Regions from separate parts of the Homo sapiens genome. Here region 2 is linked to region 1. Evidence: read pairs that join two places in POLR2A ChIA-PET (ENCODE). Cell type or tissue: A673. All regions are shown on one strand. Each heading gives the region's core, and the rest is flanking DNA. Links, peaks and the distances in the headings are about the cores only.

The links. ChIA-PET counts read pairs that join two places held together with the same protein. Peaks named below come from ENCODE experiments on the same cell type or tissue, not always from the same donor. Only the 100,000 strongest peaks of a DNase experiment are listed, where the experiment ranks them.
Region 2: POLR2A ChIA-PET joins it to region 1 with 5 read pairs; 3 of 35 experiments call an interaction of 5 or more read pairs at or near these places.

The regions. Positions count from the first base shown.
Region 1 is chr9:14,339,704-14,355,900 of GRCh38, forward strand. The region is part of intron 1 of NFIB-AS1 (NFIB antisense RNA 1); the gene reads left to right. It also overlaps a transcript of NFIB not described here. Among named protein-coding and RNA genes, the nearest start is that of NFIB-AS1, 31 kb to the left of the region's middle. RefSeq lists enhancers at 9,099-9,598, 16,079-16,197. In A673, for the core only: no CTCF peak of the experiment used is centred there; DNase peaks (open chromatin) are centred at 7,838 and 8,198; H3K4me3 peaks cover 615 bases.
Region 2 is chr9:14,144,465-14,160,661 of GRCh38, forward strand. NFIB (nuclear factor I B) reads right to left here. Exons shown (of 11, transcript NM_001190737.2): 4 at 11,361-11,429; 5 at 5,681-5,801; 6 at 2,225-2,343. Among named protein-coding and RNA genes, the nearest start is that of NFIB, 160 kb to the right of the region's middle. In A673, for the core only: no CTCF peak of the experiment used is centred there; no DNase peak of the experiment used is centred there.

The sequences.
Region 1 (16,197 bases), core at 6,730-9,229:
ACTTCTGTTAGTCATTACCCACTGCTCATAGACATTACCACTACTCCATTCTCTTCATCTGCTAATTTGTAAGAGACTAGGGGAGAGAATTAAGGGAGCCCAGGATTATTTAAAAATTAACACCCTGATACTTGGGGTTTTGGAAAGGGATTTGGTAAAACATCAGAAAGACAGTCGTCAGTGGCATGCAGGAGTAAGTGAGCCAGCCTCCCAAAGTATTTGGTAATTGCCTGGCTAAGCTTATGGGTTTCTAAGAATTTAGGAATGCACCGTAAGGCTGGAGTATATAGAGTTTTCAGTCCAGCCACTTCTTCTTACAGATGACCAGACTGAGGCCCAAAGAGGTCAAGTGAGTTGTCCAAAGTTCACCTTTCTAGTTAGTGACAGAACCTGAATTGTAAAGTGGGGCTCTAACTTTCAGTCCTGTGCTGTTTGTAAGAACTTAGAAGCACTCAATCTTGCTTCTAGAGGTTCTGATCTGCGCATTAGCATTTTCCTACCACATTTTAACTTAAGGAGCCCAGTGCCTACCGACTTCATCTTTGTGTCTTCAGCAAACTGTCTCCAATAATAGGAGTTCATTGCATACTTAGTAAAAGAATGGGCGTTCTTCACCAAGAGGCACTATTCTCTTAAACTATAAATTAGAGTTCTCAACCCTAGCTAAACATTAGAATCGCCCAGGGGAACTTGTAAAAAAGAATACCGATGCCCACACCACACTCGTAGCAATTCTAATTTAATTGGATTGAGGAGAAGCCCAGGCACTGGTAACTTTTTAAAGCTCCCCAGATGATTCTAATGTGCAGTGGGGTTGGGAGCCAACTCAGAGGATAAAATGTTTTTCCAAAGACTCCTAAACTGAGAAGTTTCTTGTTCTATAGAAGGGGTTCATACAGAATGGCTGTAACTTAGCAAGTAGAAGCAAACTTTTCTCTCGAACAGGAAACTGGCTGCTCTTCAAACCTTTTCGTTGTGCAGAATGTGAATTACATTGCCAGCTCAGAATGATGTGGTTTGGAATCTATTAATCTGGTGGTGGTATTTATGCCTGGCATTTTTTCCAAACTTAACTTTTGCTCTGTAGGCAGTTGTGCCAACTTAAGAGTAGGGCTACCTCTCAGGTGGTCCGGAAATGAGTTACTGACTTAGTATAAAAACTGGCCTACTAGAAGTAAAGTCATGGAAAGAACAGAGGACTGACCAGTGTCGGGGTTGGGTGGGAGCGGGTGGGCGGTGGCGGTAGTGGTTCTTATTTATACGTTAATACTCGTTGTACCCATTGCAGTAACAAATACCTGTCTGCCATTGGTATGCCAATGAAGCCTTAGTAGATGAGGAATGTAGGTCAAAGACAAGATAAAGAAACACAGTCTCCAGCTTCTTCCTGGACAAGAGCCCAAGAAGAATGCAAGACAGGGCTTTGGAAGGCTTCAGAATCTGCTAGTCTTCTGGCATCACACGTTGTGGTCTTTTCCATTTGAGGGAAACATCCCTAAATGACTAAGTGCTCACCAGCACTCACAGCTGTCAGAACTGGGGAATTTAGAGTACCCGTGCTTGGTTGTGCAGGTTGTGGACTGCCCATGGGTACCTGGTGCGTGGGAGTTGAAATCTGCAATGAGAAGGGGTGCTTCCAGGAAGGATGGACAGCTCTCTTTGTAGTTTACAGAAAGGAGCCACATGGAAACTGGAATGCCCAAGGAGGGAGAAAGATGAAACAGGTTTCCACATCTATGTCATAAGTAGCAGAGGCCCTCAATGAAAACAGGTAGGTAGTAAGACAAGCAAAGAGAAGGATCAGAAGTGCTGGGAAGGGACTGTGAGGGACTGGCCACCTCCCCAGCACAGACTCCAGTGTCAGTGCCGCTCACTGGTTGCCAAGGCTCCGATAAAACAGGAAAATAGGACAGGAAGCCAGTGAAATGTGGAAATGGGGTATCTGTAGAATAGACAATAAGACCCATGGAAAAAGGAAGTCTGAGGTGGGAACATTTTTTATGTGTTCACTCTCCCACCAATTGAAGCTGGGGGCTCATCCATGGCTCACGGGCTTGCCAGTTGCTGTTACAACCTGGTTCTGCTTCTGGGGAAGACAAAGAAAGAGAGGGAATCTCAGCAACAGTCGGGCTAGGACAGGCATCTCCATCAGTGAGTGCTTCCAGATGCACTGATGTCTCAGCCCAAAATCCCACTCAAGAAACATTGCTTAGCTAGAGAGTGACTCCTCGGGAGGAAAAAAAAAAAAAAAAATCAGTCATTTTGACAAGGTCAAAATACCAAGAAAACAGCATTCCCAATTGGGAAGTTGTGGGTCAGGACAATAGTTCATTGGAACATACTCTTTTCTGTTTCTCCCTTCTTAAGCTTTTTGGCCATGGGGCAATTTTTAATATGTCCCCGAGAGCAAAAGCTCTCTGGGCCTGTGAAAACGTATACATGGCTGGATTATGGGTAAGGGTCTCTCTCATTAACCATTTGAAAATAAAGAACCTAGATAAGGGGGTAGAATAATGGAGCCAAATAATCCCACCCAAGAACAAATTATTTCAGGCAGCATTTGGCTTAGAAAGAGTAGACTACTATAGGGTCTGCAGTGTTTCATTACTGGGACTCAAGGAGCAACAAAGTTTCCCTTAGGAACTGAAAACTGGGGCAAGTGGCATGAATTCCCTTTGCTTACACCTTTGGAAAGATCAGGGGAAAAGCCAGTGAAATGAGAAGGAAGGAAGGAAGGAAGGAAGACGGGAGGCAGGGAGGAGGGAAGGGAAGGAAAGAAGGAAGAAAGGAAAGAAGAGAAAAAAGAAATAGGGAGGAAGAAAGAAAAAGAGGGAAGGAAGGCTCGTTTATTGAACCCAGGCTGCATGCCAGACATTACTTTTGGCTTTTTCATATATGCAATGCCACTTAGTTCTAAAGAGAACCCCAACTGTGAGGAAGGTGTAGCGGGCTACACATAGTCACCTAGCTAATAAGTGGCCAATTATATTCAAACCATGTGTGTCTGATTTTAAAACTCCTCCCTTCCTCTCTTGACAAGTTGTCACTACCAACTAAATATGCATCCATATACACATGTGTATATGCATGTGCATATGTGTGTTTTATAACATCGATGCTTCTTCATACTGCCCTTATCACCAAGCAACCAAACAATGAGGGTACATTTCCTATTTCTGTTTTTCATACTCTTCTCAGACTAAATGAGTTTTCTCCCTTCAGAGTTGCCCCTTATGTTGTTTTCATATGTTTTTGTCTGTATATTATTAAAGAAAGGAGGGAAAGAAAAGGGGGTGAGGCCAACGGAAATAATTTGTCCTGTTTCTGTTGCCTAGTGAGCATGGCCGGGGGGGTAGGGGAGTGGGTGGCGAGGGGATGCCACCATTTTGCCAACCCTGTACCACCTGACTGTGGGAATTCTCAGATCTGCTTTAGATAAACAGTTTAGTCCTGTTTTTCCCACAATCTTCTGACAGTTGAAATTTCCCCTGTTACTGTAAGTCAACCATCCTTGGAGAAGTTTCGTTTCAAGTAACCATGCTATACTTCTCTTGAAGGGGAATTGAAGACCTCTACCCCGGTGCCAGAGAACCCCCTACTTTCTCATTTTTCTCTAAGAGGAGGTGGAAATGGGCTGGGGCGGGGGAGAGTGCTTATGACTGAGGCTGCAGCTGCCCTCCCTATTGGATACTCAGCCTCACCCTTGCAGCCCAGTAGAGAGACGTGGCCAGGTTTTCCCTGTAGCAGACACAGATGCTTCAGAAGGAGTTGCTATTACAAAGGGTTTATTAAAAAAAAGTGTGAAAGGGATGTGGCTGTTGGCAGGGATGCTGGTTCCATGCTACAGCCTCTGCTGGCTGCAGTCTGGATTCTTGCCTTTCCTCCCTTCCCACTTTACAAAGGTTTAGGTTCACTTTATAAAGAAAAGCAATCCCCAGGCAAAAGTGTGTACAGTATTTTATTAAAGTTTGGTGGAGAAGGGAAAAGGAAGAAAAAGGCTGGATTGGGAGACAGGGAGGAGGGGGCTGGCCACAAGAGAGAGGGAGTGAGAGAAAGAGGGCAGGCATGCATGAGAGTCCCAAGCAGTGCCAAGAAGCAGAGAAAGGGCTGCTTGGGGACAAGGGGGGGTCGGGGGGGGAAGTGTGCCAGAAACCTTATAGAAAGAGAGCAAAGAACTGAACATGAAGAATGGTTAAAAACTGAAGTGCAAATGGACTTCAGCATCTTCCTGGCAGAGAGTGCTGCAAACAAAATACAAAATAGGCCACCGTGACAACTGGAAGAAACAGAAGTTTTGAGGAGGCAGTTAGGAGATGCTACAGAAATGGCCTAGCAAATAAGTAAATAAATGCCAGAGTATGCTAATATGCTGAGGACCTTTAAAGAGAGGGAGAGAGAGAGAGAAAGAGAGAGAGAGAGAGAGAGAGAGAGAAACACTAAGGTGCCTGAGACAGAGCGACATCAAGTGAAAGCAAAAACAACAGAGACAGACACACACATACATAGCCAGACCCCAAGAGAGGCACACACAGAGAGAGTCACACAGAGAGAAAGACAGAAAGGGCCGAGAGAGGGGGGTGATGGGGGTGCGAGAGTGGGGTGAGAGAGAAAGTCTCCAGCCAAATGCGGGAGACTTGGCAGGTCGACAGGAGCAGCCGGGCCAGGCAGTAACTGCACTTGCTGTGTCTAGTCTATTGTTGTCTCAGAAGGGGGGGGTAGAGGGAGTTGTTTGTTTGTTTTGTTGTTTGGCCTCTTTGTCTCTTTTGTTCCAAGCAGTTAGTTTGCTTCTTTCCCAGACACTGGGCTGATGGAAGAGCTTTATGGATTTTTTCTTAAAGGGACAGAATAAGCTAGTTCACCAGTATTATCGATTTCTCAGTCCTAACCAGTTCTACCTAAATGACTGGGTTTTTTTAATAGAAGGATCCTATTAATAATTGAGAGTCAGTGTTTATACTGTTTTGTGTGTGATTAACAAGAATAAACGGGTCGATTTCATCCTCCCCACTGAACCTCCTCCTACAGGGTTGCCAAGACTGCAGGGTAAAGAAAGGAAAGACAAAAAGGAGAAAAAAAATCCGTAACTACAAACAAAAGCAAATGAAGGGCATACATACTAAAAGAACTACCAACATACATTGCTACTTTCAAAAAAGAACAACATAGCCATCAAGATTAGAAATACAATCTTGAGGGTTTAAATAACCAGCAGAAGAGGGGCTTTGAAGGAAGAGGGGTGGTTGGGGCATTCTTCCCACACCCCTACAGCCTAGGCACTGCAGCTTCCACCTTCGGCCCTTCCCAGCATCCATCCTAGAGAATAAAAAGCCCAGCTCCAGGGGTTCTGGGAGTCCGTCTTGGGCCACTCTCCTGAGCTCGGCCTCCCTGGGGGAACTGGCCATTAACACACTTTCGCGGCGGAAGTGAGCGTGTTGAAGGGTACAGTCACTAAATTGAAAGGAGAGCTGCTTTTTATTCATTTGAGTAGAGGTAAGAGAAAGGGGCATCTCCAAAGCCTTTAACTTTTTGTTCCCACGGAGACTCCTAGCTTCCTCCTGTCCCAATAATTTAAATAGGTTCTAGTGCAAAGGAGGTAGCTTCTGTGGGAAATGAAATTTTAAAACATCCCCAAATTCATCTACCCTCGATTTTCAATTCCTCTCTAACCTTGCCCTAGAACACAGCCAGCTCTTTTTCTTAATCCCATCTTTCTCCATTCTTGCCTTAAAATCTCCCAGTGAAATCTAGGGTACCGGAGCTTAAAAATAAATAAATGCAATCAAAGGGTCTGAGGCTATGCGAAAGGTGCAGAGGAGTGGAGTAGGGAAAGGGAAGCAGGGGTTCCTTTGTGAACGGGATCCTTTATCTTCGAAGCAAACGCAAATCAGAGCCGTGCTTCTGCGCTCCGAAGTGCGGCTGCCACATTTGGAGAGAGCGGGCAGCGGCTAGCTCTGCGGGTTTGGGGGTGCTTCTCCTCTGCCCCATCTCCGTGGAGTTTGGTACTTAAAAGCCCAGTGTGTCAACCGCTCAGACTTGAAGGTGGTTAGGTAAAGAGTTAAGAAGCGAGGCGGCTTACACCCATAACTTTATCCTCCCCCTCACCTGTATTTTTCTCCCCTCACACCCCTCCCTCTTCAAACGGCCTTTCAAAGATGACTTAGGGGTTCCACGAATGTCGCTGCACGGTTTTGCTTCTCCTCGGGTGCCATTTCGAGGAGCCTAGAAACTTCCTGCCTTTCTGGTTGACCCTCCGCAGGGCTTTCTCTGACACCGCCATGGTGGCAACATGGGCCAAGTGGTACAGGGACCAGCCTAGCGGGTGGGAGGCCTCGCCTGTGGGCTGAGGAGGCACGACCCTGATCCCCGGCGCGCACAGTAGAAGCGGGACCTGTGCTAAGCCACGGGAAGGGGGGCGCGCCGCGGGCGCGGGGGGCGCGTGGGGCACGTGTTCACCCCAGCACTGGAAAGAGACTTGCGGTGGGCGCCGGAGTCAAGTCTCCTGATGTTCATGCGGAGGGGAGAGGATTTGTAGCCATCTTTGCTCTGGGTGGAGATTTCATATCCGCAGTCACACGAGGTAACCGACACCCCCCCCCCGTAACCTGAGCTAAAGGTAAAGGTGATCCTGAAACCGCTTGCCCCTGGGAACGTCGCTCCGGACGGGCGTCATCTGCCACGTGTGATAGGAGCCGTCTGGCCAAGTGGAAAAATCTAGGCTAAGCGCAGAGCACAACCCTGGCAGGGTCAAGTCCGATTTCAAGCCCAACCCGATGGGATTCAGAAAAGCCCGCCCAGCGTCCCCAGGCCCAGCAGTCCACGCCACACCGTCGGCGACGGATTTCGTTTCTATTCCCCGCACGCGCCCCAGCAACGCAGAAGGAGATCCAGTTTCGCCACAACGTTCCCGTTGGCTTGCTGGTTTGAAAGTTGAAGCCCCGGGGTAGTAAATTTGGCTACAAAATCTCAAATCTCGTTAATCCTAGACAAAATAAAAACATAATAGGCCACAAATTAACTAGCTTGGGGCGGTTTCTGTGATGGTCACCTGGCGGTGCGCAAGGAGTTATAGAACCTTGAGGGGGGGATCTTTTCTATCTCTAATTACCTGTATGTGTAAAGAACTCAAGAAGACGTCAGAACAGGGTCTCCTATCAACTGCTACCTATTGCTGTCTCGCAAACATCCCCCTAAACCCGCTGCATCGACAGCTTCGGGTGAGGGTGGGGTAAGAGGCACTTACTGTGAGGCCGAGCTCCCGCACGAATTAGCCTCACAACAGGACCTAGGTCTCCTAGGGAGACGAAACTAGGCCAGCGAAATCGCGGCCAGGGAGCCCCTGGCCCCCACTCGGGAGACAACCCGCCCGGCGCGAAGGGTGCGTCTCCTGAGCTCCACGCCGGGAGCTGGAAGGCAGGCAGACGCGCGAGGCTTGGGAAGGGTGGGATCTTAAAAAAAAAAAAAAAATCTTAAAAAAGAGAAATAAATTTGAACAAAACTAAACTACAAGCCCGCAGTTCCCCGCCGAAAGCGAGGTGGGGGAGGAGGGGGCGGGAACGGTCGAGGCACTGAGAGTGGGGGATGAGAAACGAACTCCGTCCCCTGCACAGTCAGTGCCTTCGGGGGCTCCACCACCGCGCGCTCCCACCCTCAAGGTTTGGACTCCTAGGGGAGGGAGAGGACGGGAGGGAGAGGAGGATAGGTGGAGGGGGAAGAGGGACTCCTTTTCTCCTCCTGCCAGCGCCAGCTGGGGCAAACTTGAGCTGGCAAAGCGCGAGAAAACTTTTCTTTGGAAAGTTTAGGTAGCGCAGTTAGTGGCGGAGGCTCAGGGCAAGCTAACAGTGCTGGGGCGGGTGTGGAGGGAGTGAGCTGGGTGCGATTGGGAGAGGGGAGAAGGGAGAAGGGAAGGAGTGGCCAGCTCCCTAGGCGGTTGAAGATCCAAGTCTCTTCGGTCAGGTCCGCCCAAGGTCCCAGAGGCACTGGGGGGTCGGGTGACTGTGCGGAGTGTAAAAGACATTTCCTTAGGAAACAGACAAGGCAGGGCCAGGAGTTCCGCGGTTTTTTTTCCGTGCAGAAATCACTACCCGGCGACGGCTCAGGGCGGTAGAGGGCAAGTCTTATCTGCCAAGGCGGGATTAGATTCTCTCGCCGAGGGTCCCAGTATCCCGCCGCCCAGCAAGGGCCGAGCGCGCGCGCGCGCCAGGGAGCTTTGGAGCGACGCGCGTAGTTTCGCGTCGCACGCGGTGTCTGGTCTCCGCGCACCACGTGCGCTCGCGGTCCTTGGCGGGGACGTTGGTGCTAGCGATCCGACAGAGCACCCAGGACTAGGTTTTTGTGATGCCCTAACCTGGGCATTTATGCTGGGGGCGGAACGAAGTCGCCCAACCCAAGTTCTCCCTGCACCCTGGGAAGGAAATGTGGTGCGCCCTCTGGGGCGTGAGGCCGCCGCGGCCCATTCTACACACCTACTGGCATTCCGCTTTTCCTTACTGTGCGCCAGGGGAAGGCATAATTCAATTATATCATACAACTGCAGCGCACCCTTTTCCTTTTTTGCTTTGAGGGGAATTTTCCAATTCCCAAATAAATACCTATGGCTCTAAAGCCGAGTTGGGTTCTGTAGTAACTACCGGGGGTGAAAAAAAAAAAAGACCCCAAATTGGCTGTGAGTTTACAGCCTGAAGCAGCTTATTTAGGCTCGCTGAGCGCCGTTCCAAACGGCAGGGCTCACGCTATTTCGGGAGAAGTTGGAGGGTGGAGAGAAAACAAGGTTATTTAAAGTGACTCCCAGAACGCAGCTTTCGTTCCTAGACTCTTTAGGTGTCAGTGCTTCGGCTCCAGTTTAGCACGGCACAGGCGGCCCAGCCTTTGATATTTAAGCCAGGCCAGCGCCCGGGTGAAACTACCTGTTGGGGGATTCTGCCGCCTGGAACCCTTCTTCTTCTGCGCAATACTGGCAGCAGTGGGATGGCTCTGGGGGTGCCACGCGAAGAGAGAGGGCGGAAGAGCCGGGAGCAGCGGACAGTCAGCTGCATGTGGCAGTGCCTAGCGAGCTGCTCCCGCGCCTCTGCTCGCTCTTTGAAAACTGGAAACAGCCCCCTGTGCTCTGTGCTGGGCCCCTGGCTGCGGAGATGGGCCCAAACTCGGCACGATTCTCTAAGTTCGGAAACCACGAAGCTTGCGCCTTCATGCGTGTCTAACATTAAAAACAAAAAAACCTCCTGGCGGCTTCCTGGGCTCCCGCCCCCACCTTGCGCTCCAACACCCGGCACTTTTCCCTGTACCGAAATTCACTTTACTACTTCTTGAAATTCGGAAAACTCCACCGACGCTTGGACTCGCTGCAACCCAGGGGCTGCCTAAAGCTCTCGCACGAGTTGCTTGAGGGAAATCACTCTCTGCTCTTGCGAGCAAACAGATCTCTGTATTTTTAAACAATCTAACTGAATGGGGGAGCGAAGCTAGCGAGGACAATTTGAGCAGTCTTTGTAGCCTGTTGGGAGAATTTTTGGAAGCTAGCGGGGTGGGGGTTTGGTCTCGCATGCGAACCTGTGGGAAGGACAGTTCAGGCTGGGCCCTGGGGCTGGAAGTCTCATTTGAGGAGCACACGGTCCCGAGAATGGCACGTATTTAACAACCTTCTTTAGGGCAAACTCTGCAACGGAGCCCGCCCGACATTAAATTTAGGGGGTGTGGAAGCGTAGACTGGGTTCAACCGGGAAATTTTCCCCGAGACGCCAAAGGCATTCCGCGTTATGTTTCCCATGCGGGTTTCTGCTTTTTGATAGCGAACCCCACTCCGTTTTGGGAGCAGCGAAATTTTGGAGAGCCCCAAAGCAGGGCTCGTTTGGGGTCCAAAGGGAAGAAAAGACTTGATCTGTGGCTGGGGAACAGCGGCACTTTATTTCCTGGGGCATGCACTTACATTCCCTACGGCCACAAAGCACCCAGCTGAAAACGAAATGTGGGCAAATATTAGGTAACTACGGAGAAGGAGGGAAGTTAGCCTCATCTTGTTTAGGATACTCGCTTTAACAGCGAGGACTGATGGGCTATGCGGAAAAAAGAATTTATTAGTGACAATTTCTTGCATAGGGATGAGAGTTGAGACTTCGAGCTAAAAGACGGCTCAGAACGCTTCCCGCGCGGCAGTCCCCCGCCTCCCTTAAAAAAAGTCATCCTGTCAATATTGGCTCTTAAGTCACACCCCCATTACCGGTCCACAGTGGCATTTCCCTTCCCCGTGTGCCCCTTTCTATACCCACTCATCTGGGCTTTGGATTGCCCATGATCTCTCCCTGCCTGGAAAAACTCGTGCAAACTTGCCCTTCACCAGGCACGCACGCACGGGTGGGCTTTCCCCAGGAGGGTCGTTTGGCGGCCCCGGGGACCCTCCTGGGCCTGGGAAACCCGGAGTATTTTCCAGCGCTCAGCCTCGGTGCCTCTGTATTATTTCGGTTCAGTCCCAGGGGCCCCGACCCAAGGATAATAAACAATGCCGCTTATTAGAGATACAAACGGGCACAGAAAAGAACCACACGGAAAAGCAAAGCACAGAGGCATTTTAACAAGTGGTTAGGCATTCAGGGCAGCCTGCGAAAGTGACGCAAAATTAAAAACGAAGGGCGTTTCTCTAAGAAAAAAACAGACTTTCACAGAATGCAGATTTTGTTAAAACATGATGGTTGGAACTACGTTTAGTTTGGTTTTGCCTCTGGAGATCAGTCGGAGTTGTTGCTACCTGCCCTTGCCTCGCTGCAAATCGCCACCCCCGCTGCCCCCAATTCCTATAGGGCGAAAGACCTGGGTGGGGTGGGGGGGGAAGTTGGGGGTCTTCTAGCTGTTGGCATGCTCTGATACCGTTATTCCAGATCTCTCAAGAATTGAAAACACGACCTCCTCTTTAGGGAGGGACAACAGGGGCTTTAGGGGGAGATGTATAATATCAGGCGCTGCCAGATGATTCAGAGATACAAAAAAAATTCCTCTTTCTTTTTAAAATGTAAATGCAGATACCTTATGGGCGCTGATCGTGAGAGTGGGGGCTAGGGATTCCTCCCTGGGTGCGGGTGTAACCAATTTCTGGTCTGCCGATGGCCTTGGGAAAGGGCCTCCCATCTGCTTCCAACAACCCCCTTACAATGTCAGAAAATCTTCCTGCCTGCAAATATTGGCACAAAGCTGTTTCGACAGGCGGTGCTGCTTTAAATAGGAAGGAGACCGCGGGGCAAAAGAAAGTCGCGACCTTTCTACCCACTAGACTACCTGCCTCCTATCCCCCAAAGGCCAAGCTTTGGCAAAGGAGACTCGGAGGGAAATCTCCCGTTCTGAGTGGCGTAGGAAATGAATCAGCTGTGTGTTCCAGGAACAAATCTTTAGTTGGTTTTCAGGAGTTGGAGTGCATAAAAAATAGGTATCCCCAGACTAGCTGCTAAGCAGGGAGAGGATCATGTTTGGGCATCTGCACCTCCTATGGTCCAGTCTCCCCACTTTTTTTGGTTGTTGTTAAGATAAAGTTTATGCTGGAAGAAACTTCAGAGGTGCTTTAGCCCAATTCTCTTGGGCAGTGGGTTCCTTCTGACTTTGCCGAAAGTAATTTGTCCAAAGGGCAGCTCTGCTCCTGGATCTGCCTAGGGAGGCCTGGTCTCAACAGCGCCAGCCCTGTGCCCCATACAGAACTCTCATCCTAGGGAGCTGGGCTAGGGCTGGCTGTGTCCGGGCCAGGGATGCCTGGACCTTGAATCACACCCCTTCTGCCTACCAAGGGCATCTCCCCTGTCAGGAAATGATCGTGGTGCCAACTGCACTCAAGGAACACCTCAAACCTTCTTTTCTCACCTCCCATCCTACGCTGATGGCCCTATACTGTTCACACATTGTTTCCTGATTTAATTTCTGTACTTGCTTTAGAACTTATTCAGCTATCTCCAGCCCTTTCTGTCTATCCTAGATGACAACTTCTCCTAGAAAGAGTTTCTGTCTGATGAACTCAAACTTAAGAAGCCTCCCTTGCAAAGACTGTGACTGAATTTTAGAAGGTATCTCAGGCATTTTGGGTGGTGAGCATGTTGTCCTGTCCTTCTCACCATTTTTCAAATCAAGTGGCTTGTGTCTCATTGCTTTACAGATAAAGAAACTGAGGCACAGATTCCTTCCTATGCAGGCCTTTGAAAAGCAGCTACTATGTTTACATAGATTCCAAGGGACTTGACTTACTAAAAGGCATACATGGATCTGAGAGCAGAGTGTGCCACAGACCCCGGGTCTCTTGATTTGAGGTCCCATTTGCCCACAGTTCTGACGGAAGTATATAGCTAACAATAAACTACTGTTGAGTGAGCATCAACTGTGCACCAGACCACGTACCATGCCAGATATGTTACATAAGTCATCTTTGCAGCAACGCTAAAGAGCATCATTAACCCCAATAAAATTTTAAAAATAAAATCATAAAAGGAACACATGCGTAAATCCAGATACTTCAAATAATAGAAAACAGCATAAAATGAAAGTAAAAGTCTCCTACCCTGCTCCGTCTCCTGGAATTACACTGATTTTTTCATTTTTTTTTGGTGATGTATTTGTATATATAATAGATGTTATCATTATTTTATGAGTGTGGAGTTGGGAGGCTCACCACCAAGATAACAAACCATGGCTACCTGTCTCCGGGCTCAGCACTTCCCGGTACTCTACATTAGCTAAGATGAACGTGGAAATAAAGAAGTGAGCGAGGCCACAGGTAAAAAGAAGAGTCGGGTCAGAATTGACATCACCGCTTCTTTTGCACTGTTCCTCCTGCCCCTGCCTGGCTCCTGAGACCACAGGCTCCCTCAGTGTATGTAATCTGATGATCTTCTATGGTGGCTGCATTTCTTCCAGGCCTTGGTGCAATTGGACAAGCAAGTGTTTCCATGCTCTGTCACCCGGGCCCTCAGTGCTGTTTCTACGCTGTACTAGGTCTGGTCCTGAGGCAAGCCTCTAAGCTTTAGATTTCACTGCTTATCTCTCAGCGTTGTTGAGAGGCTCCAATAACAGACAGGGAAAGGACTGTGTAAACTTGGAATCTCTCTATGTAAACATACAGCTGCTTTTCAAAGGCCTGCATAGGAAGGACCCTGTAGCCTTTCCCTCTGGAACAGAGGAGTTTCAGGAGTCTTTGTGAAAGAGTACGTTTTTGACATCTGAGGGTTTGCATTGTGTCCGTTTGTGTCTATAGGGGCAGGGTTAGGAGTATGTCTTAAAGTAGAAGAGGATGCTCATTTATTACTGAATCTTTGGAATCAGGAGACTTTGGCAAGGGTCAAGTGGATTTCTTTCTGCTGGAGGGCACACAGAGGCAAGCTGGTGGGGTTACAAGGAGGCAGTTATCCTGCTTGGGGTGCACCATGGGTTGGTGAGAATGGCAGAGGTATGGTGAAGGTGCTGCAGCCTGTCCCTTTGGGTAGGTAGCTACTACCAAAGGCTGTCCTTAGACTGTAGGGGCAGACAGAGGGTGGTGAGGGATAGGTCCAGGCCGCGTGAGCTTCCCAGACATGTTATTTAATTTGTGATTGTTTTTGTGCGTGGAAAGGGGAGGGATATTAGAGGATAGATGTGACAGTTCTTCTGGGAAGCTGGTCCTGTTCTATAGGGTTCTTCATTCAGGAAGAATAGCCAAAAACATCCTGAGTTCAGAGGCCTGCAAGTGAGAACAAATGGTGGACCACTGCTAGGGTGTCCTTGGCAGAGCGGGGGAGCTCCTGGAGAGGGGTCTCTGAACTGCTGCATCCCTGCACCCTGAGAATCTGAGCATGAGGAGGAAGCAGAAAATGGCTTTAAGGCGAATGAAGGGGGCTGGGGAGTGGGCTGGTTCCAATGAGAGAAACTGAAAGGAGGGAAGTCAGATTTTTCTTGACGGCCCAGTCTGGCTTCATTCTTCAATACCTGTCAGGACAAAGGCTGCTGCGCCCCCTGGTGTCCGACTGGCCGCCGATGCCTGCGAGCTGACGTGGAGACCCGCAGGCGGTGAGACCCGGGGACCAGCTGGAGGAGTCCACGGGTCAGATGCCTTTTCTTCCATTTGCTAAGGGAGTTGAAGTTGAAATAGCCGTTGCTTTGTCCGTTCTAGAGTCCAAATAGAGACTCTAGTGGAGAGCGAGAGGGGTTTTGTCTTTTTTTTTTTTTTTTTTTGCATGCAATTGAGGCTGACAGGACAATGCCTGTTTAGAAGTAGCCTGGTGCAGTGGAAAGTACGCTCATCTGAAAGAAAAGACCTGCATTTTAGGTGGAGAGCTGATCTGGGGCAAATCACTTAAAATGTTCCAACCTCCCCTTCCTTCTCTAAAAACCAAAGGGGTTACAGTAAGATGTCTGTAAGGTGTTGTCTGAACTCTAATGTTGATTGGGATTGATTAAATCACTAATACACCGCACCCTATTTTCTCAGAGCCTTGCAAATTTGACATTATTTTTTCAATCTACAGGCAGGTGCAAATGTTATGTTTCAGCATCATGAGTTCCCTAATTGTGAGCAAAGATTTTAGTGTCTCCTTTCCTTTTAAAAATAAAAAAATAGCTCTTTTGAGCACAGAACCTCCCTCACCACCACCTTTTGTGGAGCCTCCTGCAAGAAAGCTGCAGAGTGAACAGGGCTTCAGTCTCTGCTCTGTTTCTTTTAAAAATAAAGTACTAAAGTATTGTGCTGGAAATTCTGCTACTAAGTGTTACATGTGGTAGGTGTGAATATATGCTTCAATAGTTCCAGGCACAAGACCAAAATCTTCCCCAGAATTAGCAGAGTTTTCAGCTATAATCTGGCTAACATTTTTCTACAAATAGGTACAAAGACCAATTTGAGAGTACGGTCTCTCTAAGGGGCTACATGGTTGGGTTTCCATTGAAATTTAGGGCCATCCCTTGTACAGTCAGGTGAATTTTTAAGTGGGATCAGCCCTGGGGAATAATTATGTAGTCGCTGAGGGTTTTTCTCTCCTAAAATCTCCAAATCTAGTTTCTGAGGTGAGCAGTCAGTTATACCTCATGGCAATTTTTTCCTTCAGCATTGCATTTAAATGGTTATCTCTATGTAATGGGTACTCTGTGTGTGTGTGTGTGTGTGTGTGTGTGTGTGTGTGTAGAAATGGATTGTCCCGTGAAGGATCACTTGAACAGCAACCTTAGCTTTACAGATGTGAAGGGAGTGTGTAGCCCTTGTCCTGTTGTGAACACTGTCACTATTCCTTGTGCGGCAGGGGAGGAGCAGGTCTCTCTAAATGAGAGAAGCGAACCAGAGGAAGAACAGCAGCACAAATGAGATGACCTATAGCAACCGACCCCTGCTTCAGGGATGGGGAGATGCTGTGTGTGTGTGAGCATGTTTGGGTTGGAGTAAGCACAGTGACTTGGAACACTGCACCCCTCCCCAAAGGGAAAAGCTGTGTTACAGGCTGAACTGTGCCACTCCAAAATCACCCTTGATACCTCAGAATGTGACTGTATTTGGAGATAGGGCCTTTAAGGGGGTACTTAAGTTATTATGAAGTGGGCCCTAATCCAGTATGACTGGTGGAGTCCCTGTAAGAAGTGATTAGGACACAGACATGTATAGAGGGAAGACCATATGAAGACGGAGTAGGTAGCCATCTACAAAGAAAGAGGCCTCGGAAGAAACCAACCCTGCTGACAACTTGATCTCAGACTTGAGCCCCTAGAATTGTGAGAAAATAAATTTCTGCTGTTTAAGCCACCCAATCTGCAGTATTTTGTAATGGCAAGCGCAGCAAACCAATACAACAAGATGATACTCTGCACCAGCCCATTATGTACAGCCATTTGGAGATGCAGACCCAGGGTTACCAGATTCTCTATTTGAAGAATCTTTTGCTTTTTAAATATTGGCAGCAGGGCTGGCTTCCTGGGTGTGTGTCCTTTGCAGTCACACGGGATCCCATACTTAGAAGTGCCCCACGTTGGCTTAAATACCCTGCTTGCCTGGCCGGCTGCAGTGGCTCACGCCTGTAATCCCAACACTCTGGGAGGCCGAGGCAGGTGGATCACAAGGTCAGGAGTTCGAGACCATCCTGCCTAACACGGTGAAACCCTGTCTCTACTAAAAATACAAAGAAATTAGCCAGTCGTGGTGGCGGGTGCCTGTAGTCCCAGCTACTCCGGAGGCTGAGGCAGGAGAATGGCATGAACCCGGGAGGCGGAGCTTGCAGT
Region 2 (16,197 bases), core at 6,993-9,492, 190 kb before region 1:
ACTTCTGCAACTCTGGTAAAAGTCTCTATTATATCTTGCCTTCACTAATGAGACTGGTGTTCTGCCTATCAATGGTTCATTTATACAACTACTTATTGTACTCCTACTACGCACCAAGTGTGTGTTAAGTGCTGGTTACAGTAATAGTCAAAATAGACAAGGTCCCTTCTCTCACAGTGTAGACAGATTTAGACAACTAATCCCATAAATAGCTATATGATTACATATTATGAGTACAATGAAAGAACAGTACTGGGTGTTGACAGAGAAAACTAGGAAGACAGAATTTAGACTGAAATTTCTCAGTTTAAGCTGGGCTCTGAAGGATGGCAAAGAGTTTGCCAGATGAAGAGTTAGCAGAGCATTCCAGAGGTCATAACTTATAGGAAGGTCCCGGTTGTTGAATTCGCAACTTCAAGTAAAGCAGTGGGCTCAAGTGCAAGCAAGAGGAAGCAGAATGTCACCTGCCAAGGCTATGGCCTGTTGGTGATATGAAAAGATTCCCATTTTTTCCTGAGAGCAGTGGGAATTGACTAAAGGATCTGAAGTAGGGGAATAAAATGCTGTTATTTACATTTTATAAAGATGATTTTTACCTACTGCCTGAAAAATAGATTTGGTGGGGTCTCTCATGAGGGGAGTCTCAGAGACAAAATTCCGTCTGAGGGGGGGGTCTCACAGTCAAAACTCTCCAGTTGAGTTTCATATCCTTGCATAAAATGACCCTTGCCATCTCTATTATTTCCCTCCATGTGCACTGTGTCCAGCCACATGGCACACACAGCCATTCTCAAATTTGCCTCCCCACCTAACACAGGGTTATGCTTTTGTCTCAGTTCCCACCACCACCCTCTTCAGCCCCTCACTTCTTTACTAGTTAAAATCTCAAGGAGATTTAGATGAGATTTAGGAATCGAGCTTTGAGTCAGTTGTGCTAAAGGAGGTACACTTGACTCAAAGGCCAATGTCTCCATGAAGATTTTTCACTATTCTTTAAACTCCATGGCACTCGGTATAAAAAATTTGAGCAGCAAAGAAGGAGCACTGAATAAAGAACTGACTTTGGCCTTAACTGTTAAGGCCCAGAGTTATGTGTCTCCTAAGAGTACTCAACATAGAGTACCCCAACCCTCACCAATACACACCCAAGTCCTGGGCTGAAAACCATTATTCCTTTCTTTTAGACTTTTTTTTTTTTTTTTTTGAGACAGGGTCTCACTCTGTTACCCAGGCTAGAGTACAGTGGTGTGATCACAGCTTACTCCATCCTCTGCTTCCCAGGCTCAACTGATCCTCCCACCTCAGCCTCCTGAGTAGCTGAGACTACAGGCGCACACCACTATGCTTGGCTTACGTTTTATTTTTTTTTTGTAGAGATGGGGTCTTGCCACATTGCCCAGGCTAGATTTTTTTTAATGCAGAATTCTATTTAAAAGACAATTTAAAAATACATGTTTATGCTGCTGACATTAAGATCTTATTTGCAGACATGCTTACATACCAACAAAAACTTCAGTTAGCTAATTTTTCTATTTCCATGCTTAATAATCTCCCTCTGATTGTGGGGGAAAGCATGGATATATCTAATGAAATATAGTAAATCCAACAGACTTTAAGAAGAGCTAAGTCTCAATCCTTCCGGGTCTCAATACCCATTTCTTAAAGTTATATTTCTCCTCAAAGCTGCCCTAGAACTGGGTCACAGTTTTATCTAGAAAGCATAGCTAGATTGACTCCAACACAAAGTATCTTACATTACACTTTTCTTTATTGTATATGGTCTACCTACTTCCAAAAGGAATTGCAGGTTCCTTTAAATGACAACTTTCAGTTCCTGGCACTTGCAAACTGCTTAAAGTTTGGCTCCCTGCAACGCTCCATAGAGAGGAGCAGGCGGATCTAATTGAATCACAGTTTGTGGTTCTGCTGTACTCCAACCAACAAATGTAGACAGACCATAATCAGTCACATACATAATTGTGGGTTCTAAAATATCATTTTGTCTAAAAAAAACTCCAACGAAACATGTAAAAATAAGATTTTGGATAAATTAACTTTGACGACATTTGACTAACATTATCTCAAAAATAATTCTACAGGAATCATTTTATGAAAAAAATATACAATCCATATTGGTTTAATTATGAAATTTTGACTCAACGAAACTTAAGAAACGAGCCAACATTTTACTCATGGTCTCTAGAGGCATCTCCTTATTACTCACCTTGATCTCTTTCGTGCCATGTTCGACTTCCAGCAGCTGGTGAACTTGGAGAGGGGTAAAAGTCTCCTGTAGGACTTGGTTCCATATTTTCATCTATGGATATAGTTTTGGGTCTTTTGCTGTTAAAATATGGCAATAGTTATATTAATGGGATTTCTGGGAAGATGTGTACATTTTAAAGTAAATGATCTGAGAAGATCCTTACTGTGAAAATTTTCATAAGCACAAGTAATAATGGTGAGTATAATGGTGAGTATTGAAGATATCAATAGTAATAGCAAATATTTCTAGTTGCATATACCATTTATTAGACCATCTTATACCTAACCTGTCTAACAAATATGGTGTTCATTATATTTATCTTTCAAATGTATTTCCAAAAAAAATTCCACTAATAAAAAGTGAACTCTTAATGTTGTTTGCCTTCTAACATTAAAATTGTGTTATTGTGTACCTGACTCATTATTATTATCAATACTAACAATGTTCCTTTTAATAGCACTTGTCATTGACAATGCAATCCAAAGATAAGGTAATAAAGTAAAACAAGAGCTTTGGGGTCAAGACAGTCCTAGTATAAAATCTTGAGTAGGCCACTTATGAATTGCTAATAGTAAGCTCCTTAACTTATCTAAACTCAGTTTAATCATCTGTAAATTGGAAACAATAAAACCTAGTTCAAAGGCAGACGGTTGGAAGAGTAAAATGAGTTGTTAAATGTAAAGCTTTTAGTTAAGTGGCTGGCATTTAGAAGATACTTATCAAATAGTAATTCTTAGTAATAACCCTATCATTAATAATAAAAAATTATAGTATTTTACTGATTATAAACTATTTCATATATTATTCTTTACTTTTTCTTAAAACTTAGATTATTGATTCTTTATTCTTAAAATCGACTGTGAAAAAAAGAAGGCCACTGCCAAATTCAAACTTTTAAAATGATACTTTTTTTTTTTTTTTTTTTTTGAGACTGGGTCTCACTCTTTCACCTACGATGTAGTACACTGTGGCTCAATCTTGGCTCACAGCAAACTCCACCTCCCAGGCTCAAACAATCCTCCCACCTCAGCCTCCCAAGTAGCTTGAACTATAGGTGCCTGTCACCACACCCAGCTGATTTTAGTATTTTTTGTAGAGATGGGGTTTTGCTATTTTGCCCTGGCTGGTGTTGAATTCCTGGACTCAAGCGATCCTCCCACTTCAGCCTCCCAAAGTGCTGGGATTACAGGCAGGAGCCACTGTGCTCAGCCAAAATGATACATTTTAATATGGAAATATGACTCATCTCAATGAATAAGAAAGGTGACTATCCAGAACAAAGATTAAGAAGCTATTTTATACCCATAGTGGTTGATATACTTCTTTCATATGCCCCCACCAATAAAGCAGACAATTATGAAATTATGACTATAAAAGTGAATTCTTTTCTTTTTTTGTTTGTTTGTTTTTGAGACAGGGTCTCACTCTGTTGTCCAGGCTGGAGTGCAGTTGCATGACCACAGCTCACTGCAGCCTCAAGCTCCTGGGCTCAAGTGATCCTCCTACCACAGCCGCCCAAATAGTTAGGATCACACACACATGCCACCAAGCCTTGCTAATTAAAAAAATTTTTTGTAGAGAGGGAGTTGTCCAGGCTGGTCTTGAACTCCTAGGTTCAAGTGATCCTCCTGCCTGGGCCTCCCAAAGTACTGGGAATCCAGCTGTGAGTCACTGTGCCCAGTGAATATTTTTTCTTTAATTAAAAAAAAAATCTTATTCACACCTATGCTGGTAAAACCTTTTTAAAAATCTTCAAAATTCACTTTTCGCAGCAATAATAACCATAATGTTATAGGATTTCAGCATTGAAATTGACCTCAAAAATCATATACATAAACCAATCCCCTTGTTTTTACAAATGGGGAGACACATTTGGAGAGATTCAGTGGACTGTCCAGGGCAAGTTAATGGAAGCAGTCAGACATAAGGTAAGGACGTCTGACTTCCGCAAGTGTGCTCTTTCCACTGCACTGTGTTTCCAAGCCCTTGAATCATGTATATGCCTGAGTACATTTGTAGATACTCATGATTAATATTTGACTCACAATTCTCAGAGTATTAACGATGTAGAAGATGGCAATTTCTATCCATGCTAAGCTTAGTTTCTTCCCAAAGAATCCAAAGTTAGACCTTACATTTTAACTCTCTTTTAAACATATTCTCTCATCTATGAGTCAGCAGAAAATCTGCCTGAAAAACTTAAAATTGGGGACAAATTACATGCATAAGGAAGTACTAGAGAAATGTTTTTTAAACCTTGCTTACTCTGAAAGACAGTATCTTATATAAAGTAGTCAGGAAGAAAGATCTGTGTTGACAACAGTGATTTAGCAGACAGAATTTAAAAATTACTGCTCACATTTTAAATTTAGAAAAATCAAAGCATTTCTAAGACTTTGATATGTCAGAGACTATTTTAATAATAAACCAAATTATCTTGCTACACAATTTAACTATATGAAAATGGTTTAACCGGAACTGATATAAAATTGATCTTAGTTTATAAACATACACATGCCCAGTCCATAATTAATTCAAATTCAACGAACTTTCACTACTGAGAATACTTTAGAAAAATAAATATACAGGTATCCTTTTATTTTTAAAAAGTTGACATTGTAAAATGAGTGTTTTGCTCTAGAATTCATGTATGCTCTTATATTTGATTACACATATATTTAATGCTCTAGGAATGAGATGGGTCTTGAAGATCTAGCTCAAATAAAAAAAAATTAACACATCTGTAATCTTTATTCACCCTGACTGGCAATTACAATGAGAAGATCAGGAAAAAAAAAATGAGAATGTTAACAGAGAAGTAAAAAGCAAAGAGAACTCTCTCTAGCTGACCCCCAACATAGAATGGTTAAACCAAATCTCAGGGAAGGTAGTATTTTCATTGGTAACAGAGCGTTAATTAAATTAGTCAAAAAACATCAACTAATTGAAGAACTTGGCAAACTGTGGTCTTTAATTTTAAGGCTAGGTAAATGACACATTTTATTTTTTATGTTTCATTATCCTAAGCTTAGATGTAATATTTGGGTAAAAGTTACCAGGAATCAGTTATAAACCAGAGATCATTGCCACAGCAACATCATTTTTAAAGCCATCAAAAGATTTTGTTAACTTGTAGCATTTTAATATTTCCTACAACAGGACAAAAGTCATATTAATATATTTTCCTAGTTACCTGTCCCCCTGAAAAAGATTTTTAAAACTGCTGTGTACAACAATTACATTTAATTTGTAACAGCCAAATAAATTTAACCAGGAAAGATTAAAAATCTGTGTACTACCAGCAAAAATTATTTCCCATCTCTCTTTACCTACCTACCTATCTATCTGCCTATCATCCACCTACGAACCTATGTGTGTATCACTTGAGAATATGAGCAGCCCTTCTTTCAGTACCTGCTTGGTGGAGAAGACAGAGACCTCTGAAGATTGACCCCCGAGTTCATGTCATGATAGTATGGTTGGCTTGGGATTTCTCCAATTGGGAAGTTGACTCCAGTTCCCTGGGTTATGGGCGCTGAGGAATAAGACAAAGAAGCACTGGGAATGACATTCGTATTTCTGACCTCTATTCAAATGTAATAATCGAGAATCTTTCATGCCTCTGGTCAAAGATAGAGAGAACTTTCTTCACCTTAAGCCTCTAATACCCACCATACAACCTGGGTAGGACCTGAAAACTTGCTCACCTTAGCAACGTTCAAGCTTGGAAATTTGAGGCAATCAGATTATAATCACTGGTTACCAATTTCCCGAATCCTATTCCTCAACCTTCTTTACTCACTCCTTTATATTAGTTGACATTACATCTGTCACTCTGCTAGTTAAAAATGCCTTGGAGGAAACAGAATATACGAGTCCTATCACTCAGCAACACCAAACAAGCTGCTTTGCACTACCTAGGCTCTCGAAAACCAAATCATTGTTAAATAAATAAACAGAGAACCGTTTCACAAAAAAAAGCAAAAATCATTATTCACAGCCTCCCAGTTAGGATATGATAATAATTATTAATATCATGACTTCTAATCCACTCAAATATTAATGTTGATATTAATGTTGATAATATAGAATAATAATTTTTGGTTTGTAACACAAAGGATAAATGCTTCAGGTGATGGATACCCCATTTACCCTGATGTGATTATTATGCATTGTATGTCTTTATCAAAATATCTCATGATATTTTGTATAATTACATCTGTTCACATTTTTTAAATTTAATTTTAGATATCATGAACAAAGCTGTGAGGCAGCATATTGTGTTAGAATCAGCAGAGTCTTGAGAGATAAATAGCCTTTTAGTTTAAACTCCCTCTGTATTATAAGTTATGTGCCCTAGTTTCCTAACTGTAAAATGGGAGTAATAATAACCGGACACATAGGATTATTTTGAGGATGAAATGAAATAGGTAGTGATAAGAGCCTAGAATCATGCCTAGTGTATAACACGTGCTCAACCATTGTGAGTTCCCTTCCTTCTTTGCTTTCTCCTCCAAACTTCTTCCCTGGTAGACTGGAATGGTTAGCAAAGATGAACAGTTCAAAAACGTGTTAAAAGCAGAGGAAGAGGTATAAATGAACCTGTTCGCTGAAAATTTGTTCATTCAACAAATTACTGACTGTGTCCACTGCTGGCAGGTGTTGGCTGCAATGTGTACAAAATAGTCTCATATATTGCCCTTAATAAAAATATTGGGCAACAAGCTGGGTAAGTAAAACATTCATGCGAAACACATAAATACCAAAATAGATGAAAATGAAACTGTCCAAATTAATGACATGATCCAAAACTGCTGTAGAATTTCAAGGGAAAAAGAATCCAATACCAGCTTGAATTGTCCAAGAAGTCTGCGAAAAGCCATAGCTGGCACTGGACTCTGGAGAATGAGTAAGAGATTAGAGGGAGGTCATTCTAAACAGGGACTGCTGCAGAAGCAAAATCATAGGTAGAGATAATGTGCAAAGTGGAGACCAGGCAGGTTGGTGTCAAAGAACTCCTTAAGAATAGTTTCCATTTCTTTACCTGTCTTAATCAGCCCTTCAAAAGCTCACACGAAATTGTACTCTGGGGCTTTGCAACAAAATTCTAGAGCCCCTGAGATGCACTCTAAGCATACGTGGTCTACTTAAACTCCTCCTCTCTCCCATCTGCCTCAAGTTGAGTATAAAATTCCAAAGGGATTGCAGATTTTTATGGAAGTTTTCTTACCCCTCATTTTTAATGAATATTCTAAATGTGTTCACTACCCTTTGAATTGTATTTTAATATTAGGCAGGCTAAGATTAACTTAAAATATTTTTAAGAAAGTATGATTAGGAGGTACAAGCTTTATCACAGAGAAGTAACCACGGAATACACAATGAACATCTCCCTTTCTGGACTAAAAATTAAATACATCAGTATATACATGACTAGTAACAGCTCCAAACTTCTGGATTATCTATCAGCCTTCTGATAGATTGTTCATGTTATATAATACACTGTAACATCCTTTACACAGAAAATACTTGTATCCAATGAGTAACTAAGTGCCTGATGGCTTGAATTATTTGGACAGCTAAAATGTAGCTATGTCTGTTGTGGCTTGAGGCACACCAAAGGTTAAAAAAATGTGAGGTAAGAAATCCCACAGTAACCGCATGTTTTATAATTTATTATTAGAACCATGTTCTATATGACACTGGAAGTGGGGTACATGCTAGAAGGAGTATTTCAGGGGCTCAAGTGAAGTAAACAATCTGTCTGGCTTCCTATCACAGTAATGGATACAATTCATAGACCTGAGTTATTAACAGGAAACTTAGAGGTTCCACCTTACATAAACTATTTTCAATTTATTAAGCTCATGCAATATTTAGGCAAAGATTTATAGTTTCTATTGAATACATATGGCTCCATAGTTAACATAATTTGCTTACCCATAAATAAACTAGATGTAATTTGTAGTAAATGATAATTTTAAAATCTTCAGAAATTGTTTTTTTCTAAATTTTGTTCCAGAAAGATTATTCCGCAGTGTCAAGACAGCAATAAAAACGACAAATATAGCATGTTCTCACTCATACATGGGAGCTTAAAAAGTTGATCTCATCGAAGGGGTTGTCAGAGGTGGGGGAGGGTGGGGAGGTGAGGAGATGAAGAGAGATTGGTTAATGGGTAAAAACATACAGTTATAATAGACAGAAAGAATAATTTCCAGTATTTGATAGCACAGCAGGGTGGCTACAGTTAACAACAATATATTACATATTTTAAAATAGCAAAAAAAGAAGATTTGAAACATTCCCAACATGAAGAAATGATAAATGTTTGAGATGACAGATATCCTAAATAGCCTGATTTAATCATTATACACTGTATGCATGGATCCAGAGATCACATGGATTCCATAAATATGTACACATATTATGTTTTAATTTTGTAAAGATAGCAATAAAATAATTTGTCTACGGATTTATGCATGAGCACTGTAAAAATTTAGTATGCATTCTGACACTAAATGGGAGATACAGAAAGGAAAGTAGATTAACAAACACGGCCAAAGTACTAAAACAACACACATGGAAATTATTTAATGACAGAGTGTGTGGGAACAGCAAGTCTCAGTCAGATATTCCTGCTTAAGAGCCTCTGGAAGAACTTACATCAGACGCAAAGATCAGTGTTAGCGCCTCTCCCAGGGAGCTACAAGAAGGCTGAAAGCTGCAAATCATGTTTAAGAGGATGCCGATATCCTCTTAGAAATGAAGCACCAAAGAACCTCAGATTCTAAGGGTTAGAGGCCAACCTTTAATCTCCCTTATTGTTCTCCTCACTCCAAAAGCTGATCCTAAATCAACTTTTAAGATGGAGATAATATCATTCAAAAGAGAGATCACTATCCTAATGCTGAATGGCTTCATTAGCTAAAGTCAACATACACATCAGTGGGTCTTATGATTGTAAAACCCTAGAGGACTGAAAGCACTAGCATACTGTAAACCCTCAAGAAGTCAGAATTTGTGATACACACATAGTGTTGTGCTGAAGTTTATGTTTACTTAGCAAACCCCTATTTCATAAATAATGAAGTTTAATTGTGTAAACAAAGATTATGATGCGGATATATTAAAACACTTAGGAGGAGAACTTATCAGGCCTTTCAGAGACACCTATTTACATATGGAGGAGAAAATAAATGTTTGCTGAATAAATTACGTAATGAATATAGATAATTAATGTGCTAATTACAAATCAGTAATGTTTGTTATAACAAATAACCTAAAAGTTTCTAGGATATGACATTATAAGTTAAGAATGAATGAATGAAGTATATTAAATTTACCTTGGTTTTGAACTGTTCTAGAAAGATAATTTTCATCTTTGTTTTAATGTTTGAAATTCAGATTTTTCAAAATATCTATCTGGGCTTTTGAAGGTTCTAATGTGGTTCTCCTTTGACAGCCCTTAGCATAATATTACCTATCATGAGGTACTAAATAAATATTTTCTGACAGCTGACTCTACTGCCCTACTCCTAAGAAGGATGAAAATATACCATTGAACTTGAACTCAGAGAAGTACAAATTTAAGCAAATAATTTAATAAGCCTCCTAACTGGAGCACCATAAGCCTTTCCGCTAAAGAAGAGTATGGGGAAGACACACACACCCCTTCAGATAACCCCTGTCTTACCTGATGCTACAAAGTGCTACTGGTAAGTCAGGCATATTTCTTCCCAAATTAAAAGTGAAAACTTTCAAATGTTGGATACCTTTGGATATCACATATTGATCTGGAAAAACACATTAAGGTACACTGCCTTGGACAATCTCCTTGCCCATCGAATACACACCCTGGGGCTACCAGAATACAGGATATTTGTGTTTCTTCTCCTACACTGCCACCATGTAAAAAGACCCATGAGAGAAGTCTTTTGGGCATACATTTATCCACTCTAGAATTATACCAGAAAGGATAAACTACTTAAGATCTTAAACGTTCATATGTATCACTCCCTGCTATACATGCTATTTGCACTGTTCACTTTAGAAATGTGAGCTATTTGAGGAACTACGGTTCAAAAGACAGTCAGTGATAGCGTGAAGATTCCTTTACTGAACAACAAGACTCTAAAACACTGCTTATTCTTATCCTCAGTAACTCGATTACTCTTTGTTCTTTCTGGATCATCATAATTCTTATTCATGACCTCTAAATATGACCCAAATGAGAAACACAACTTAGGCAGGTATCAGAGTGTGACTACATCATCTGAATAACATCACTCCGAAGTGTGATGCATTCTATCAAAATGTCAGGTGAAAATATACCCTTCAAAGTTACATAAATAAGCTAAATCAGTGAAGGGAGTATGAAGAAAGGAGTCACCTTCTTTAACATAATTAGTACATATAGATCTGCATCTTGGATATGTTTGTACATGCTAGTAATAAGTAAAAGAGTTAATCAAGGTAACGTCCCCTTTGCTTAGGTAGCCTGCCAGGTGAGCTTAGCCTAGAAAAATCTGATCCAGCCTGCTAAGAATGGTGTCTCAGGTGAAGTGGCCAGTTAAAACAATTGGACATTGTTTTGGATAACAATGCTTTCTATCTATATCCAACTACAATCTGCAAAGTTAATTTCTGCATCCCTCTACACTCTGCACGTTAGTGTGTATATCCTGTGCATCTCCAACCCCCACCAAAATGTTAGTAAAATGAAAAAGCACTTATCTACAGGAAACTTATGTGGGTTATCATAACAACATAGAGTACATTTAATTAATCACACTTCCTTTGATATAAATGGCCATCTATGGTCATGCAGAGAACAGTGAATTAAATGAATACCAATAACATGGCAATCAGAAAAACCCCAAAATTATTTTTGTACAACAAAAAGTTTTGATGATTTGAATGCAAACATTTTAGAAAATCAAGCAAAATATATTGTTATTTCATCAAAGGTTTTAAGATTTTAATTCAAATTTTCCTAATATGTGGTCACTCTTTATACTACATTTAAGGTTCAAAATATAAAGTATTTTAAATCATACTGCATGCTTAAGTAGTAACAAAACAATTTACTTACTTCTGGATACTCTTACAAGTTCTGATACATTGAAGACTCCAGATTTTACAAAACTATCCTCAAGGTAACCTGAAAATAAATATTAAAGGAAAAATGATCAATATAAGCAGAAAGTAAAATAAATGATTATACACTAGAATTTAAGTGTTTTAAAGCCAATGGTTTGAACAAAAACCAAATATGCTTACAATAAGGACTTTAAAAAATGACTCTTAGGAATGCAAATTAGGTTTGTTTAAACAAAAATAAAAAGTTTAGATACCAAATAATCTCTTAGGAAAATTTTTTCTTCCCTTTCTAAAAGTACAGGTTTATTGATGCGGTTTGATTTGCCATGGCCCATGCATACAGAATGGTCTGTGGGCTCTCAGTGAATGCTTTTGACTCGGTAGCACCTGGTAGACTAAAGCGAAAAATGAAAGAAAGAAAAAGGAAACCACAACCACAATTAGCACCTTGCTGGAATAATGTCAAAGATCTCTTAAAGCCACCGTTCTTTTGTAAACCCTTCTCTGATGAAAGAAAAGTGAACTGCTGTTACCAGCACCCCGACCCTTGTTCCAGGGTCACTAATAACATAAAAAGCAGAACTTGTATATACAGCAAATACAGAACTTTGCGTTGACCTATTTCTGGGCATCTTTAATATACGTTGCACGATTTCACTGCTTTCCTCACCCTTGCTACTATTCCACTGGACTCCTTTTATTTCAAGAATTAGACAACTTTTCTGGCAAATGGTGGTGAATCCAGGCCTCTGGGAATGCCACATGACCCTTAAGTCACACCGGGGCAGGGTCCACAGTGGCCATGGAGCCTGCTTGCTAGCTGGTCTATGTCCAAAACTAGAGATGAGAACTCCCACAAACAACAGTAACCCTGCACCCAGCCCACCCCATTCTCATCTATGTTAAGGGGGTGTAATGAGTGTGAGGAATACCTTAGCAGGGGAGGTTATGGCCTACTTGCTTCTGTCCTAGGGTGAGAATAAGTTTGAAAATCCTCAGAATTGAAATACATCTGAGAAACAAACAAACAAAACTAGATTCTAAGAACTGGCAATTTGACTGGATTTTACATAAAGCTTCAGGGCTGACCAAGGAATTAGATGCAGTTCAGAGATGTGAAGCATGGGTAGTGCAGCAACATGGAGCACTGAAATCAAAGAGCTGGGATTTGAATCCTAGCCACAGATGACCAGTTATGAAATCTTGGCTAGGTTATTAGTCCTCTTTTTGCCTCAGATTCCTCACTTAACAAATTGGAGACAATAAAAATCACCTATCTTATAGAGTTGTTACTACTGGAGATAAAAATATAAACCCCATGATAAGCATGTTACCAACAAATTAAGATCTTAGGGCCAGTGGAACCTGCGATCAGCTATATACCGAATTACGCACACTGGCCTCCAGACAGTCCAAAATGATCCGCAAATCTTTATTCAGAAAATTTACCAGAACAAAAGGCACCACACTGCTTTTCAACCATACATAGCATGAAAAGACAGAAAATCATTCAATTAGCATATGTGTTTCACTGCTGTGAACTGAGGAGCCACTGATGTTTGACATCCACCCACCCACCTTCTTTAGAAACAGAATGAAAGAAGGAGTGAGAGGAAGTTGTAAGATCTCAGTAGGGAATAAAACAGGTGCCACATTAAGTCATTATTCTGAAAAATATATATACATTTTTAAGAGTATTATAACAAAATGTCCCAATTTAATGCACTTCTATTTTAAGAAACTCTTATTTCTTGAGCAATTAATTTTTACCAGGTTAAATTCATTTCAGTAATTATTGAGAAACTTCTAAGTAACAATCACTGTACAAGGTGCTAAAAGTCATGAATACAAAAAAGGACACTGACTGTCTTGCCTGGTCGGGGAAAGAGATGTTTTGACTCTTCTGGACCACTGTAACTTACTATCATATAGAAAGATTTTTGTTGCTTTTGTTATTGTTTATAGTTCATTATACTTTATTTTATATAGGGTAAACTTAATAAAGTAAATATATTAAGTACAAAACCTTCTTTATCTTGGGAGGCCGAGGTGGGTGGATCACAAGATCAGGAGTTTGAGACCAGCCTGGCCAATATGGTGAAACCCCATCTCCACTAAAAATACAAAAATTAGCCGGGCATGGTGGCGGGCACCTGTAGTCTCAGCTACTCGGGAGGCCGAGGCAGGAGAATCACTTGAACCCGGAAGGCAGAGGTTGTAGTGAGCCGAGATGGAGCCATTGCATTCCAGTCTGGGCGACAGAACAAGACTCCATCTCAAAAAAAAAAAAAAAACAAAACAAAACAAAAAAACAAAACAACCTCCTTTATCATGACTACAGCTCATATACTTAACCAGTCACACAAGATTATTTTTCATCACCCAATTGTACTTTGTAAATGCCTACCCTTCATATCTTCCTCCTGCAGCTCCCTGAGATGAGATGGCCCTCTTTCTACACACTCTAGTCTCATCCTTCAAAATCCAGCCCAACCACCACCCACTCTGTAAACTGCTCCTCCAACTCCTTCTACCACCCACTGGCCCAGCCAGAAATCTCCTTCCTCTGTACTTGTATAGCACCTAGTTTGTACTAATTTTATACTTTGTACTTTCAGATTTTCTGAGAGATCTGTTTTCAAGTCTTGCAGTCATTGCTGGATTATCAGATCCTTTATTTACAGAAGTGACTGGGTTTTGTTCATCTCTATATCTTCCTTAATGACTAACTCGTTGCCTATATATAGAGTAAGTACTAAATAAACACAGAACAAAATTTTAAAATTCAACTTTACAAACAGGGTCACACATTAACATCTTAGTCATTTTATTACAATGTAGATACAGATGGTTTAAGATTTATGGATAATTATACTAACCTCTGTTATTCCCTAGAACTTGTTTGCTGAAGAGTGTATTTAGGCTTTTGGGTCACATGAGAAAGAGTAATGATTAGGGTCGGATTGTATCTCTTACTTTGTTGTGTACTAATGTGTAATGTCAAGCATTTAATACAAAGTAACAACCAAAGAACTGGAAGTGTTTAAATAGTAAGAGCCCAAAAATATTTGTGAAACACATCGATGAATAAGTGATGAACATTTCAATGTATTTACATAAACTATATCAGAGGTAATACAAAATAACATTACAATATCTATGTGTAATCTGAAGTTCATTTCCTTATTACTCCAATGAGAAGTCAGAGATCCATCTGCTCCTAAGTCATGACCATTAAGATGGAGTGGGGTGTGAGCCTGTTGGAAGCCAAATCATGAAGAAGGGATGAGTCAGCTCAAGGCCAATTCTACCAGTGGGAAGACAGTCAGGCAGTCAAACACAGACAATACAATGACTATTGCAGCTATTCACAGAAAAAAAGAAGACAATTCAGAATGTAGCAGGGTGTTTCTCCACTCCCCACCCCCAACTTCCCAGGTTCTAAGAAATTGGAATCTACGGAAACAATGGAAAGAGGTAGTTTACCGAAACCATGAAAAGCATTGGAAATATATCAGAACTTCTTTGGAACCTACTGGATAAAATGCAAAAAACCACAGAGGTCCCACTGGGCTCTACTCCTGCATGGAGCCCAGTGAGACTTTAGTGGAGGAAGGTTTCCTGAGGATGAGTGATGATGCCTATTAACCATGTACCTATGGGAACAGGGACAGGTGAGAATCAGCCAAGTGGGGTAGCCTGGGAGAAGCACCGGAAGCAGATGGCTGCCACCTTCATGCATCTCTGCAGGCAGCATAGCCTTTGTAACGGACAGGCATTAACCAAGACGTGGCAGAGTGAAAAAGAAATCATGGATGAAATAGTACTCAGATACTTAAAATAGTACTTGGATACCTACTAGTGCTTACTCATTAGCATACAGAAGACAATACTTGAGGGCTGTAGCAAAATAACTGAGAGGATTTTGAAATGGGCAGGGGTCCTGCAGTAGGATAGGGGGTGAAACTCAGCAAAATGTCAGGTTATCTGCTGCTAACATAACCCCATCTGTAACCTCCAAGGTCCTTGGGCCTTTCAGGAACATGTTTTTCACATTTCATAGACCACTGTAAATCTAAATAGCTAATACAACAGCTAAAGATCTTAAAGCAATTTGGAGACATTCATATAGTAAATTCCCTTCGTCTACCAAAGGAAATATGAGCATCTCTGAGGCAGAGCAGCTGCTTAATGGTTACAGAGCAATATTACACAACAGCTTAATCCAGGAAGAAAAGAACAACTCTGCATTTGTGTGATGCTGTATTTACACTACATGTGTGCTTTTTAAAAAAAATAAAATTGAGTAGGAAATAAAGACTTCTACAAACTGAAAAGTCTCAAAGGCAATATCAAATTATATTATTTTACTTCTTTTTTATTTTTCTCTGACAAAAGCAACAGTAAATCACTACTCAGAAGTTAATATACTGTTTAACCTCCTTTACAAACAATAACAGAGGGACACAATGGCATATCTAACTGTTAATATCTCAAATTATAATCAGTACCATTTGAATGTTAAACAACATTTACATAGAAAATCCAAAGGAAGACTGATAATGCTCATTTTTACAGTCTACTGTGTTCTATTCTTGAAATTAAAAAAAAAGAAGCCACAGAAAGCAGTTATTAAATTCATGAAAGCCGTCTTCAAGTATTCGAAGGACTATTAATGTAGATGGTGGATTTGACTTATTCTGCATAGTTCCAGGAGCTGTTTTTTGGCTCAATAAACAGATTTGTCATCCAATGGGAACAGGCCTAAAAAGGCATGTGAAATTTTGCAAAGGTAGCATAACCAATATATTCCCAACAACTGTGATGAC